Regions from separate parts of the Homo sapiens genome. Here region 1 is linked to region 2. Evidence: chromatin contacts called from ENCODE Hi-C or POLR2A ChIA-PET data. All regions are on one chromosome and are shown on one strand. The core of a region is the stretch at or near the end of the contact, and the rest is flanking DNA. Distances in the headings are between cores, read along the strand shown.

Region 1 (7,244 bases), core at 1,499-3,998, 530 kb after region 2:
AGCTCCAGCCCGAAGGAATTTCCCTAGGAGCCCTGCTTCAGCCATCTCCCTGGCCCCCTGGGAGGGAGGGGTTTATCTGGTTTTTGCCTTGGTCTGAATGTGAGGTCATCCCCATCACGCACACTCTTCAGGGCACTGTCCCAGGCACTGAGAAACAAAAGGGTGGGAGGTAGACATGGTCTCCATCCAGAGAGAGCAGAGGGTCCCAAGGGTACACAGACAAATCACCATCCTGAGGCACGGGGCCAGGGAAGAGAGCAAGACTTTGTTCATGGACAGGACAGGAAATGAATGAGGGAGCAGACGAGTGGCCAAACTGAGACCCTCTTACCTTTGACAAGTTGACAGTGAAGCAAAGGAAGCAGATGAGGCAGGACTTTGCTCGTGAAGCAGGGTCGGGGGTGCATTTGTAAAGGAAGGAGCCGCTAGAGAGGAGCTAGGAGGCTGTGATAGATAAAAGACAGAGTGAAGGACAGTGGGAGACAGCAGAACAAGATCAAGATGGAGGAGTCAACTTTGGTTTGAAAGAACTTTTCCTCATCTAAAATCCAGGGATTGGCCGGGCACGGTTGCTCACGCCTATAATCCCAGCACTTTGGGAGGCCGAGGTGGGCAGATCACCTGAGGTCAGGAGTTCGAGACCAGCCTGGCCCACATGGCAAAACCCCAACTGTACTAAAAATACAAAAAAACAATGAGCCAGGCGTGGTGGTGCATGCCTGTAATCCCAGCTACTCAGGAGGCTGAGGCAGGAGAATCACTTAAACCTGGGAGGCAGAGGTTGCAGTGAGCTGAGATTGCTCCACTGCACTCCAGCTGGGCCACAAAGCAAGACTCCATCTCAAAAAGAAGAAGAAAAAGAAAGAAAGAAAGAAAGAAAGAAAGAAAGAAAGAAAGAAAGAAAGAAAGAAAGAAAGAAAGAAAGAAAGAAAGAAAGAAAAAATAAATCCAGGGATCAATATAAAAACAGATTTTTCTGGGGAGAGGAGAGAAGTAAGCATAGGGAGTTCCTACTGGAGCCAGGCAGTCCTGGGACCAAGTGCCTGCATTGTGACTTGGAGGACCAAGTGCCTGCATTGTGACTTGGAGGAAGTTGCCTCTTTAAACCCGGGATTCATCATCTGCAAGACAAGGTTATTGATACTCGCCTCGCAGATGAAGTGTAGTTATGGCGCCAGCCTAGTGCTTATGGCTGCTGCATACATGGTAGCAGCTGTGATTACTACTGTAACTCATCTCAGGGAAGCAGGAGGTGTAGGCATCCACAGAAGGGTAACAGGGAAAGGATGGTTTAGGGGCTTTGGGGAAATGAGCCGCCATGGGACTATTACAGAGATAGTCAGAAGGGGACTAGAAGGAAGGCCATGAGGTGGTAAAGGACCAGCAAAGGTCCAAGGGCAGGAATTTGGGGCAGTCCATTGGTAACTCTGGGACTTTAACTGGTAGGGTTCAGCAGCCTGGGAGTGGGATCTCAGCAGCTGGGGAGAGGGATTGACATTTCCATTAACATTGTGTGGACATTCACATCCGTGAAGGAAGTGTCTAAACTCTAGTTTTAGGGAGGCTGATCTTTTGATCAGGGTTTGCACAACAAAGCACCACTCCGGTGCCTGTAATTCTAGGACTCCCTGTTTCGCAGCCGTTAGCATCAGACAGGTTTCCACCAGTTTTCGTTCAAGTCACTGCCCTAACAACCTTCCTATGTGTGTGTACAGAAGGAAGAGCCAGATATATGATGAACAATGGTTTATGACAGACCCAACAAATGCCTTTGAGACAGAATGCCTTTGAGATGTTACCTTACGCTGCTGGTCATTCATTTTGACAACTTGGATTGTCAATTGACTTGTAGTAAAAGGAGCACCCTAGAACAGTTTCTAAACCTCAGCACTAACCAGATATGGTGCCAGATAATTCTTTGCTGTGGAGGTTGCCCTGTGGATTATAAGATGTTTAGCAGTATCCTTGGCCTCTACCCACTAGATGCCAGTAGCAGCCCTCCCCGCTGGGGGTAGAATTTGCCCCTGGTTGGGAATCACTACCCTAGAAGTACAATGATAATCCTTGATGAAAACCATACTAGTGTCCACATTTTACTACTTTGAACTCAGCTGTGATAATCTCCCCAAATAGCAGTTCTCCAAGGACCTTCTTCCTTATGGCCAAGTCCCCAGTTGTTGCATCACTTCATTTAGCAAGGCAGAGCTAAATGATTGCAAAAAGGTAAAGCTGAGAAACAAGAGCTACACAAATTTACAGGCATTTCATCAGGAGTGGTTCAAGTTTTATAGAGCCTGAAACGTATGCACCTTAGGAAGCCCTTTTCATGAACACTAATGCATAATTGTAAACACAAAATCGCTAGGGCCCCTCTTGGGGTGTTGGAAGAAGCTGGGGCTCAGACTTTATTGGTTTCTCCATGAACCTGCTTCTATACATCATGCAAACTTATTCTTTGCTCAATTTTCTTCTCCTGTCTGAACTTTTTCCTCCCAGAATACTATGTTGGATAATCCTACATATAACATTCACTTCCAACGTGCTTTTCTCTTGTAAACAATTACTTAAGATATTATCCCTTTTGCTTCTTTTTTTCCACAAGTTATGAAGGCGAAACCATATTGCTTTCAGCTAAAGAGGTGCAAAGTTGATGTGAGACTAGGTAAAAGAAACCATCTAGATCTCAATTTCCAAGGCTATATGGAAAATGAAATTGTTCTACTTATTAAAATAGCATTTCTTAACCTTCTTGTGACTTACTAAAAATGACCATTAACATTTTCAGTGGGTTCCATTTTGGTTTTGGTCAGAGTTTCTTCTGTTTCACTGAGAATTTCGGTGACATTTATCCTTCACTTCCTTTTTTTTTCTGCTGCCCTCTGGGGCTGAGGCTAGGGGATGTGGTGCTCTTGTTGGTCAAACAGCTTCTTTTGGATAGGATTAGCTGAGACCCAATGCTCCAATTCATGATAATAAATCATGTCTTCCTTTTCAAAGTACTCTAATATTTATTCTCATTAATGTTATATGTAAGAAACTGTTATGAGTGCAGCATAAACCAGGCTCGCTTGGGAATCCATCAGTAAATAAGGTCCTCTCCTCACCCCAACAAGGCTTACAGTTGAGTAGGAATGACACATATATATACATAAACAACAGCAATAATAATGGCCATCATCATCATTTGAGTGTGTAGTATGTTCCTACACTACCCTAAGCACTTTACAAACATACCTCAAAATATAAGGCAGAGTGTGATGTATAATGATAAATCACAAACTGTGTTATCTGGGGCCATATTAATTACAGCTGTCCAGGGAACAGCAGGAACACTTCATGGAGCAAAGGGAATCTGAATGGAGCTCTTGGGGTCACTGTGCTCTATCCAGGCAGAGATGCTTCAAGACATAGCACAGACATTCATTTCTTAGTAGCCCTGATGTGGTTCAGGACATGGTATCCCCAAAATACAGCACCTTGGCACACTGAGTATTTCAAGCTGAAGGAATTTGAGAAGCCATTTACTGGAAGGTCTCTCTGACCCTTCCCTGCCCTTCTGCCCTGAAGCAGATCATAAGACTTTTATTCAAGAGGTGCCCTCCCTATATCCAGAAGAAAGGAACAGTCTTTTTTCTTTTCTTTTTTTTTTTTTTTTTTTTGAGACAGAGTCTCACTCTGTCACCCAGGCTGGAGTGCAGTGGCGCGATCTCAGCTCACTGCAACCTCTGCCTCCTGGGTTCAAGTGATTTTCCTGCCTCAGCCTCTCAAGTAGCTGGGATTACAGGCATGTGCCACCAAGCCTGGCTAATTTTTGTATTTTTAGTAGAGACAGGGTTTCACCATGTTGTCTAGGCTGGTCTCGAACTCCAGGGCTCAAGCGATTTGCCCACCTCAGCCTCCCAAAGTTCTGGGATTACAAGAGTGAGCCACCGTGCCGTGCCCGGTCAGAAGAAAGGAACATTCTTATCTCTGAAGACATAGGAACACAAAGAAGAATTTGAACAAACGTATGTTGCTAAGCTCCCTGCAGTTTATTATCATTAGATCATATCCCCTTTGTCCTGTTATATTTCTCCATGACCGTCCACTCTTCATCAAAGCCAGCAATAATACACAAGTCTGTTTCTTTGGGTATTCATTTGCTTAAAAGGCCCCTGTGTCACATAAAACATACCAAATAAATTTGCATGTTTTTCTCTTGTTAATCTGTCTTTTGTTATAGAGCTTTCTCCACTGTAAACCTAGCGATGGGTGAGGAAAAGATATTTCTCCTTATGTTCTCACACAATATTTGAAGCTACTTATTTAAAAAATGCAGCCATAATAGATTGTTAAAACAAGAATGGAAAGCAAAGATCACTTTAAGCAAGAGAAGAGAGAGCTATATGAGAAAACCTAGACTAAGAATATTTCTTAGAATTGAGCTAAAATGCTGGGCGCCGTAGCTCATGTCTGTAATCCTAGCACTTTGGGAGGCCGAGGCAGGCAGATCACTTGAGGTCAGAAGTTCAAAACCAGCCTGGCCAACATGGTGAAACCCTGTCTCTACTAAAAATACAAAAATTAGCCAGGCATGGTGGCGGGCACCTGTAATCCCAGCTACTCGGGAAGCTGAGGCAGGAGAATCACTTGAACCCAGGAGGCGGAGGTTGCAGTGAGCCGAGACCACGCCACTACACTCCAACCTGGGCAATAGAGCGAGACTCCATCTCAAAAAATAAAAAAAGAATTGAGCTAAAATGAAAGTGTCCTGGCAATTTAGGTATCATGAGTTTCATAACTTCACCTTCTTTTCTAAAAAAGGACACACGTGCTTGCTCTAAACTCTAAGAAAGCTGACAGAATCTTTATCCAGGGATGGTGAATGGCAGTAAAATTCTTTTTCACAGATACAGAAATGTCTTTCATGTGTTGATTTCTTACACCTAAATTGTTGTCTTGTGACAGCATTTCTGTGGGGTGCCGAGAAGCTTTGATCTAAGAGTACCCCTTTCTGGTGCTCTAATTCTAATCTGACCGTGGGGGACAGTCGAGAGCAGTGCTTTTCAAGCTCTAATGTGCATCTGAATGACCTGGGGATTCTAAATCAGTCATCTGGGGTGGGGCCTGAGGTCATGCATTTCCAACAAGCTCGAGAGGCTGAAGGCTTAGAGCAGCAGTTCTTAAACCTGAGCATGCATCAGAAACACAGGGGGCCTTGTGAAAATGGGTGGCTGGGCACCACCTCCAGGGTTTTTGATATAGTAGTACTGAGGTAGGCCTCAAGAATTTGCATTTCTTGGCTGGGCATGGTGGCTCATACCTGTAGTCCCAGCACTTTGGGAGGCTGAGGCGGGTGGATGGCTTGAGGCCACGAGTTCCAGATCAGCCTGGCCAACATGGTGAAACCCCACCTCTACTAAAAATACAAAAATCAGCTGGGCATGGTGGCAGGTGCCTGTAATCCCAGCTACTCGGGAGGCTGAGGCAGGAGAATCACTTGAACCCAGGAGATGGAGGCTGCAGTGAGCCGAGATGGAGCTACTGCACTCCAGCCTGGGCAACAGAGTGAGACCCTGTCTCAAAAACAATAAATAAAATAAAGAATTTGCATTTCTTTTTACTCATTCATTTATGAGCAGGGAAGTGGTGGAGTGGGGGCAGTGGGGGGCGGTCTCACTATGTTCCCCAGGCTGGTCTTGAACTCCTGAGCTGAAGAATTCTCCCACCTTAGCCTCCTAAAGCACTGGGATTACAGGCACAAGCCGCCAGGCCTAGCGGAGTTTGCATTTCTTTTCTTTTCTTTTTTTTGAGACGGAGTCTTGCTCTGTCACCCAGGCTGGAGTGCAGTGGCGTGATCTCGGCTCACTGCAAGCTCCGCCTTCCGGGTTCACGCCATTCTCCTGCCTCAGCCTCCCGAGTAGCTGGGACTACAGGTGCCCACCACGCCCAGCTGATTTTTTGTATTTTTAGTAGAGACGGGGTTTCACTGTGTTAGCCAGGATGGTCTCAATCTCCTGACCTCGTGATCCGCCTGCCTCGGCCTCCCAAAGTGCTGGGATTACAGGCGTGAGCCACCGTGCCGGGCCCAGAGTTTACATTTCTAACAAGATCCCGTGTGATACACATTTTAAGAACTGCTGGCTTAGAACATCCCTCATGACTGTGAGTGGTCCCTCACTGGCTTCACATGAAAGTTGATGGTTACAAAATTCAAGATGAAACAACCATGATAGGCCTTCTAAGCAGGTATTTTGTGAGTTTAAATGAAAAGAGATCCACATGCCTTATTTAGATAATGAAGATAAGGATAGCTAACATTTATTAATCTTTTCTCTTTGTAACACACTAAGGGTATAACACACATTATCTCACTTGGCATCTGGCATGGGCAGCAGTGTTGGTGTTTGATGTTTGGCTGAGGAGCCAGACTTGTGTGCGTGCTGGGAGGGGGTGTTTTCGGTGCACTGTTGTGGTCTGCAGAGGTACCTGCATGCCAGGCCAAACTGTCCCTCAGGAAACACCTTTAGATCTAGACTAGCAGACGCTAGAGGCCCGAGTTCTGCTTCACAGAGTCTGCAGGAAATAAATGAAAGAAGTTGAGGGCAGGTGTTAACAATCATCTGTTTCAACCGCAAAAGTACCTGAATATAGAACAGAATTTGTCAAGCCTGGCGCACAGCAGGAGCACCTGGATGCCCGGGACCCATCCACAGAGGGTGTGATTAGATTGGCCTGGAGAGACACCTGGGCACAGGCATTTTTAAGAGCTCCCCAGCCAGGGTTGAGAAACACTGGTACAGGTTTGATTGCAGCAAGATGAATCGGGTTGGCTGAGGAAGGGAAGGGGCAGAGACCAAATTGAACAAAACAAAACATCTATTCCCAGACTGGATCTCTCTTAAGCATTTGCCAAATTGGTTTTGTGCTATCCTTTAGAACAGTGGTCTTCAAATTTAGTATGCATCAGAGTCACCTTGAGGTTTCCTTAAAGCAGATTGCTGGACCTACCCCCAGAGTTTCTAATTTAGCAGGTCTGGGGTGGGCTCAAGAATTTGCATTTCTAACAAGTTCCCAGGTGATGCTGATACTGCTGGTCCCAGAAGCCAGTTTCTTTGCTATTAAGACCTTCATTGCAACATACAGAAGGATGCCTATATTTCTTATTTTCTACTTATTCTCAACTCTTTTTTACTGAAGCAAAAAAATACAAACAAAAGTGAAAACAGGCCGGGCGCGGTGGCTCATGCCTGTAATCCCAGCAC
Region 2 (6,470 bases), core at 3,079-5,578:
TGCCCCCATCTTGCCCTGACAGAGCAAGGGAAGGGTACAAATCAAAGATCCAAACTTTACTCACCAGATGAATATATGAAAGAAAGTACACTTGCTGCTAAGTTTGCACTGAACTGGCAAGGGCTGGGATGGGGCAAGGAAGAGCTTGCGTGAATACAAGGTGGGATGAACAAGCCATAAGATAACACAGGCTTGCCTCAAGCTGCTCAATAGACATATATCATAAAAAATAAAATAGAAATCATTTTAACAAATGGATTCAGTGTCAGTGTACCAGCTGTTATTCCTAGAGGGAAACCTTTTGCCATTTGAAACATTAAAAAACAGCTGCTATTTATCATTCAGGCCAACTTGGGTTGCCAGGAATGACAGAATAAAGGACACAAAAATCAACAAATTTTCTAAATTTTTTAAAAATATGGAATTCCAGCTAGAAATGCAGTTGCAAGGTACATGGACTAAAACAAACTAAAAGAGGGAAAGAGAAGGAAGAAGAGAGAAGGAAGAGGAGAGGGACGAACAATACCCCCTTGGGTTCAACCAACCCAATTCAATGAATTAAGGTGCCCATGCTGTATCTTAAAAGGGACAGAAATTAGCAGATAATGCGGAGGGAGAGGAGCTGCCACTGGAGAACCAAGGAAAGAGAGGGTTTGCTGCACCAAGACAAGGAGGAGAAAGGAAGTGAGATGAGGAAAACTGCAGGTTAGGAGTAATAGGAAAAGTCAGAGACTCCAGCCAAGTGCTTAAAATTGTTCTAGGGTGGGCAGGAGCAGTGTATGTGAAGAATAGTAAAGGTGGATTAGTGATACACAATCCTCTGTTATTCTCTAGCAAAGAAGATTCCAGAATAAATGGTGCCCCTGCTATTTAGGAATTTCATAGGCCATACGCAATTATTAGAGCCTCAGTGCCCTTTTCTTCTTCTTCTTCTTCTTCTTCTTCTTCTTCTTCTTCTTGTGTGTGTTTTTTTTTTTTTTTTTTTTTTTTTTTGAGATGGAGTTTCACTCTTGTCACCCAGGCTGGAGTGCAGTGGCGTGATCTCAGCTCACTGCAACCTCTGCCTCCTGGATTCAAGCAATTCTCCTGCCTCAGCCTCCCGCGTAGCTGGGATTACAGGCACCTGCCACCAAGACCAGCTAATTTTAGTATTTTTAGTAGAGATGGAGTTTCGCCATGTCGGCCAGGCTGGTCTCAAACCCCTGATGGCAGGTGATCCGCCTGCTTCAGCCTCCTGAAGTGCTGGGATTACAGGCATGAGCCACTGTACCCGGCCCCTTTTCTAATGGATAAGGGTCAAATCCATTTCTAGCCTCAAAACATACCCAAGTCCTCTCAACCTTCTGGGAGAGTAATTCCATAGATAGAAGGTGGAAAAGACAGAAAGGTTTTCAAAGAGATGCAAGAATTGACAGCAGAATAGGAAAACTTTCAAGTCATTAATTACTAATGAAATAGAGTTAATTACAGATTTGTGGAGTTTTAAAAATTTGTTTTATTTTTCTGTGTTTTGCCTAATTTGTTTAAAAAGGATGTTCAGGGTTTCTTTCTTAGTTTATTTTAAGAAACCTGCCTGAATGATTCTGTTATTCTTGGTTACTTGTTCAGTCCACGGGTATCATCAGGGCCCAGGAGGCCTCTCAGGTGTGCAAAGCCCAGCCCTACTCGATGGAAGATTATGGTCTGCCTGCACACAGAGCCTCACAGGTGGGGAAGATCAGGCCACAAGAATAGCCAGCATCATTTCAAAAGGGCCAGACATTGTGCCAAGAACTTTCCTTAACTCATCTCCAAGAATCCTACAAAAACTCATGGAGGTAGACAAGAATCTGCCCATTTACAAAGAAGAAACTGAGGCCCCAGGAGGAAAGTGTCTGAGTGTGCATTATGCCTGGGAGACTCGAAGGAGGTGGAGGGCGGCTGGACTCCTCTTGCCTGCTCTCTAAAGGGCTCGGTGAGGCTCTGGTCAGTCACACAGGCAACCCTCAAAATAAAACCGAGCTTTAAAAGGCACATAAAAGAAACTTGTTTTTCTATCTTTAGGTCATTCTGTGCCTCCATCTGCAGGGATGGAACTTGGTTTCATTAAACATGATATTTCTGTCGCTCTCTTATGTTTTTATTGTTTTGTTTTCTCTTGCTTTCAATTAAAGGATTTTTTCCCCTCCCAGAAATTCTTTGGGAATTTGAAACCCACTTCAAGGAAGGAAAAAAAAAAAAGGAAATCCATCTTACAGTATTAGTCACCAAGATGGGTGTGAAGACAACGGGCTATAAACCAAACTCGGCTCCATCTCCAAGACCAAAGAACAGTCTCTAACAAACTGCTTTGAATTTTAAGAATTAGCAATAATGCTGGCAAACCGGTTTCCTTTTCTTAAAAAATGAAATAATAATAATTTGTTTAAAACCTCCAAATTGACTCCTAATGTTACCACCAAATAAAGAACATGGGCTGAGACTTCAAGCAAAAGCCAGGATGTTCAAAAGCCAGAGAAAAACACTTAGCTATGAAAAAATAAAAATATGAGTTGGAAATAAAATCCCAGGGAAGCAAATTTGGTGTGCACTAGAGGTCTTGCATTCTACCAGCAAAAGCAGGCAGTGGTGGGAGGCAGCAGGGGCGGGAGGGTTGGGGAGTCAGGAGTGGGAGCAGGTTGTGTGGAATCTGGTGGAGTGTTTCACACTTTGAAATCAAAGAAATGGGCATGTGTAAGTGCCTGCTCTTCCTATATGACTGTCCCTCTTTGTGGCAGAGTTGTGATTAAATAATCTCCCTCTTATCATGGCCTTTGATCTCATAATCCCCTTTTCCCACACTATTAAGATACCCCATGTGTCAGCAATTCAACTTTGCGTGCTGGAACTTTATTTTTTATTTTTTTTTTTTTGCCCACACCTGCCCACACATCAGTGTCTCTGCTTTGCTTTATGCTTTGTCCATCTTGCAATGTTTTCATTAGGTGGGAGCCGTGGCGAAGGCCAGCTGCCACCCCCACATGGGGAACTCAAGCCAGCATCCCTCCTCCATGGGGCTGGAGAGGGATCACAGAAGCAAGAGGCTCCCAAGGGCTCCAGGCCTCCCTGAGAGGGAAAGTGCTGACCCAAGGGAAGGGGAAGTTCACTTGCTTAGCAGTTCTCAGGAACAGACTTTGTGTGTGTTTCACTCCTGAGCAAATGCTACTGATAGCAGCTTACTGGGGAGTTTGGCCCAAGAAGACACCGCCTACTTGTCTTTTGTGTTTAGCAACCATTTCCACTGGGTTTGCACCACTGCCCCTTTCAATCCCACCTTCTGAGTCCCATCTAAGACATCTGAACTGGCAGTCTACAATGCAAGGCCCTGGCCTGGAAATCACCTGGCAATTTCCCACCAGCCGCCTAAGGAGAAAAGAGCAGGATTCTGGAATCCAGGTTCAAATCAGCCTCACCAGGATTCTTCACAACCTTGAGCCTCAGTTTCCTCCTCTCTAAAATGAAGACTCAGTGTCTTCCTCACATGTCTTTTGTGCTAGGCTTGAATGAGAGAATAACGATACCTTTCTTAGCAAGCACTATGTGTTGAGCCTGTATGTGCATTATCTCATGAAGTTCTCACAGCACAGCCTGGCACACAATGCGTGATAGACACACAAGAAAATTATGGTTGCAAGGGAAAAAAAAAAAGAAGAAGAAGAAGCCTGGGCTCAGTGGCTCACACCTATAATCCCAGCACTTTGGGAGGCCAAGGCGGGTGGATCACTTGAGGTGAGGAGTTTGAGACCAGCCTGGCCAACATGTTGAAACCCCATCTCTACTAAAAATACAAAAATCACTCGGGCGTGGTGGCAGGCACCTGTAATCTCAGCTACTCTGGAGGCTGAGGCAAGAGAATCACTTGAACCCTGGAGGCAGAGGTTGCAGTGAGCTAAGATCACGCCATTGCACTATAGCCTGGGCAATAAGAGCAAGACTCCAACTCAAAAGAAAAGAAATCTTCCCCAAAGACACCAAGTTAATAAGCTGCAGAGCTTGAAGTACTAACCACTTCTATGTTAGCAGTGTTTGTGCTTTAACCACAATTCTAGTCTTCTGCCTGGAGATAATATTGCCAGATTTAACAACAATAACAACAACAACAACAAAAAATACCGGATGCCCAACTACGTTTGAGATTCAGATAAACAACAAAATTTTTTGGTCTAGGTATGAACCATGCAATATTTAAAAATTATTTGTTGTTTATCTGAAATGCAAATGTAGTTGAGTGTCCTGTACTTTATCTTGCAACTCTACCTGGAGATCAACTTTACAAATGCAGTTTGAAAACAGTGAAGTGCTCACTTATATGAGGAATCTAAAATAGTCTTACTAGGGGCTGGGAGGAGGGGGAACTGGAGAAGTGTTGATCAAAAGATACATGGTTTCAGTTATGCAAGATGAGTAAATCCTAGAGAGCTACTGTACGACACAGTGCATATAGTTAACAATACTATATTATACACTTAAACATTTGTTAAGAGGGTAGATCTTATGTTAAATATCCTTATTGTAGAAAAAAGGAGAGAGGAAACTTTTAGAGGCAGTGGTTAAGTTTATGGCATTGTTTGTGGTGGTGGTTTCGGGGGTATATACTTATCTTCAAGCTCATCAAGGCATTGAGTCAGCCCTCCATATCCACGGGTTCCACATCCTCAGATTCATCCAACCACCTGCCAAAAATTTTTGGGAAAAAAAGCAATAAAAAATAACAATACAGCAATTTTAAAATACAAATTTAAAAATATGCTATATTTATATCTATTTACATAGCATTTACATTGTAATAGGTATTATATGTAATCTAGAGATGATTTAAAGTATGCAGGAGGATGTGAATAGGTGATATGCAAATACCACATTGTTTTATATAGGGGACTTGGGCATCCCCAGATTTTGGTCTCTGTAGTGGTCCTGGAACCAATCCCCCAAGGATACCGAGGGATAACTGTGTACATTAAATATTTATAGCTTTTTTGTATGTTAGTCATACCTTAATTTAAAAACTATTTTAAAAGAAAGTAAGAAAATAAAAATGGTGGGCCAGGTGCAGTGGCTCATGCCTGTAATCCCAGCACTTTGGGAGGCTGAGGCCAGTGGATCACCTGAGGTCAGGAGTTCAAGACCAGCCCGACCAACATGATGAAACCCCATCCCTATTAAAAATACAAAAATTACCCAGGCGTGGTAGCCCTTGCCTGTAATCCCAGCTACTCAGGAGGCTGAGACAGGAGAATCGCTTAAACCCAGGAAGCAGAGGTTGCAGTGAGCCAAGATCACACCATTGCACTCCAGCCTGGGCAACAAGAGTGAAACTCCATCTCAAAAAAAAAAAAAAGAAAAAGAAAAGAAAAGAAAAGAAAATGAAAATGAAAATGGTGGAGTGCTACACAAAGTAAAGCTCTTTTGTTTTTAGTCATAACCCCAGTTCTAATTGGTAATGGGCAGGAGTTCCCAGCCCCAGTAGCTTTCATGGCCCATGTGGAGATCAGATAAGCTCTAAGCATATGAAACACTTGGATAAAGTTAATCAGGGTAACAAGCTAACCAAGTTAATCAGGGTAATAAGCTTAACCACCCACAAGTCCTCTCCCCACCACCACGAACACCTCCCTTCCCAATGGCTGGGAGATTTTTTTCTGGGACCTCTTCTCCTTCCCTCACCACTTAAATAGCTAAACAACAAAGTTTCACCGGCTACATTTCTGGCTACTGCATGCCAGTTTAGTAAGAGATCCTGAGGAATTTTAATGTGCAGATATGGGGCCTACCCTCAAGGCTTCACTTTGTCATTGAAGAGACAGTGTACAATTAAGTGTCGAAGCACAATGAGACAGCTCCATTTTACCAACACCTCATTCTCATCAGGCACTACCCTAGGTGATCTTGTAGAATGCTCCCAGCACCTGGTCCAGGAATCACCCACAGCCAGCCGCCATCGAGGCAGCTGGAAACCTCCAGAGAGCTCCCATCCTACTGCTGTCAGAGATGCCAGGCGAGGCCCTGATTTCTTATCTGATGGATAATTAATGTTACCAATTTGAGTATATTAGGATAAGAGGCCCTACCCTTTCCCATCTCACTTCCTCATAGAAATCTCCTACGACTGATCAAGATGGTCATGCCTCAGTTCAAACTGGACAGGGTCTTAGAATGTGACCTCTCTTGGGACACACCCTATCCCCAGAATAAGAACAGAAAATGGCTCTATTATTCCTCATTTGTGGACAGAGAGGAGAAAACAGTGTCCGAGTTTCCTTTCCCTAATGCAGGTTTGAGCTTCTACCAGCAGGGTCAGCCTCCACCTCCCAGACCACTTGCACCTAGACTTTCACTTCCACCTGGCTAGCAGCTGCCCTGCCCTACAGACTCATGCTCTGCCTTTTTCTTGTTATAGATGCCTAATCTTTTCTCATTTTTCTCCACAATTCCAGTTGATAACTGTAATCAAC

Evidence for each region. Hi-C counts contacts between places; a loop is a spot of excess contacts on that map. ChIA-PET counts read pairs that join two places held with the same protein, here RNA polymerase II (POLR2A). Pooled maps may share reads with other maps.
Region 1: a loop to region 2 is called in a pooled map, with 4 times the contacts of the local background. The contact joins two enhancer-like sites. A Hi-C loop is called at or near these places in 2 of 37 single-sample maps with no recorded cell type and 3 of 50 pooled maps. POLR2A ChIA-PET finds 5 or more read pairs at or near these places in 1 of 52 experiments (GM12878).

The regions. Positions count from the first base shown.
Region 1 is chr2:60,834,508-60,841,751 of GRCh38, forward strand. No RefSeq gene overlaps it. Among named protein-coding and RNA genes, the nearest start is that of REL-DT, 43 kb to the right of the region's middle. RefSeq lists enhancers at 1-91, 6,562-6,981. Within about 2 kb of position 2,749, at least 2 of the 41 ENCODE cell types and tissues checked have a DNase peak (open chromatin) inside an H3K27ac peak, as active enhancers do; they include GM12878, where a contact is called at or near this core.
Region 2 is chr2:60,307,328-60,313,797 of GRCh38, forward strand. No RefSeq gene overlaps it. Among named protein-coding and RNA genes, the nearest start is that of MIR4432, 77 kb to the right of the region's middle. RefSeq lists an enhancer at 3,890-3,959. Within about 2 kb of position 4,329, at least 2 of the 41 ENCODE cell types and tissues checked have a DNase peak (open chromatin) inside an H3K27ac peak, as active enhancers do; they include GM12878, where a contact is called at or near this core.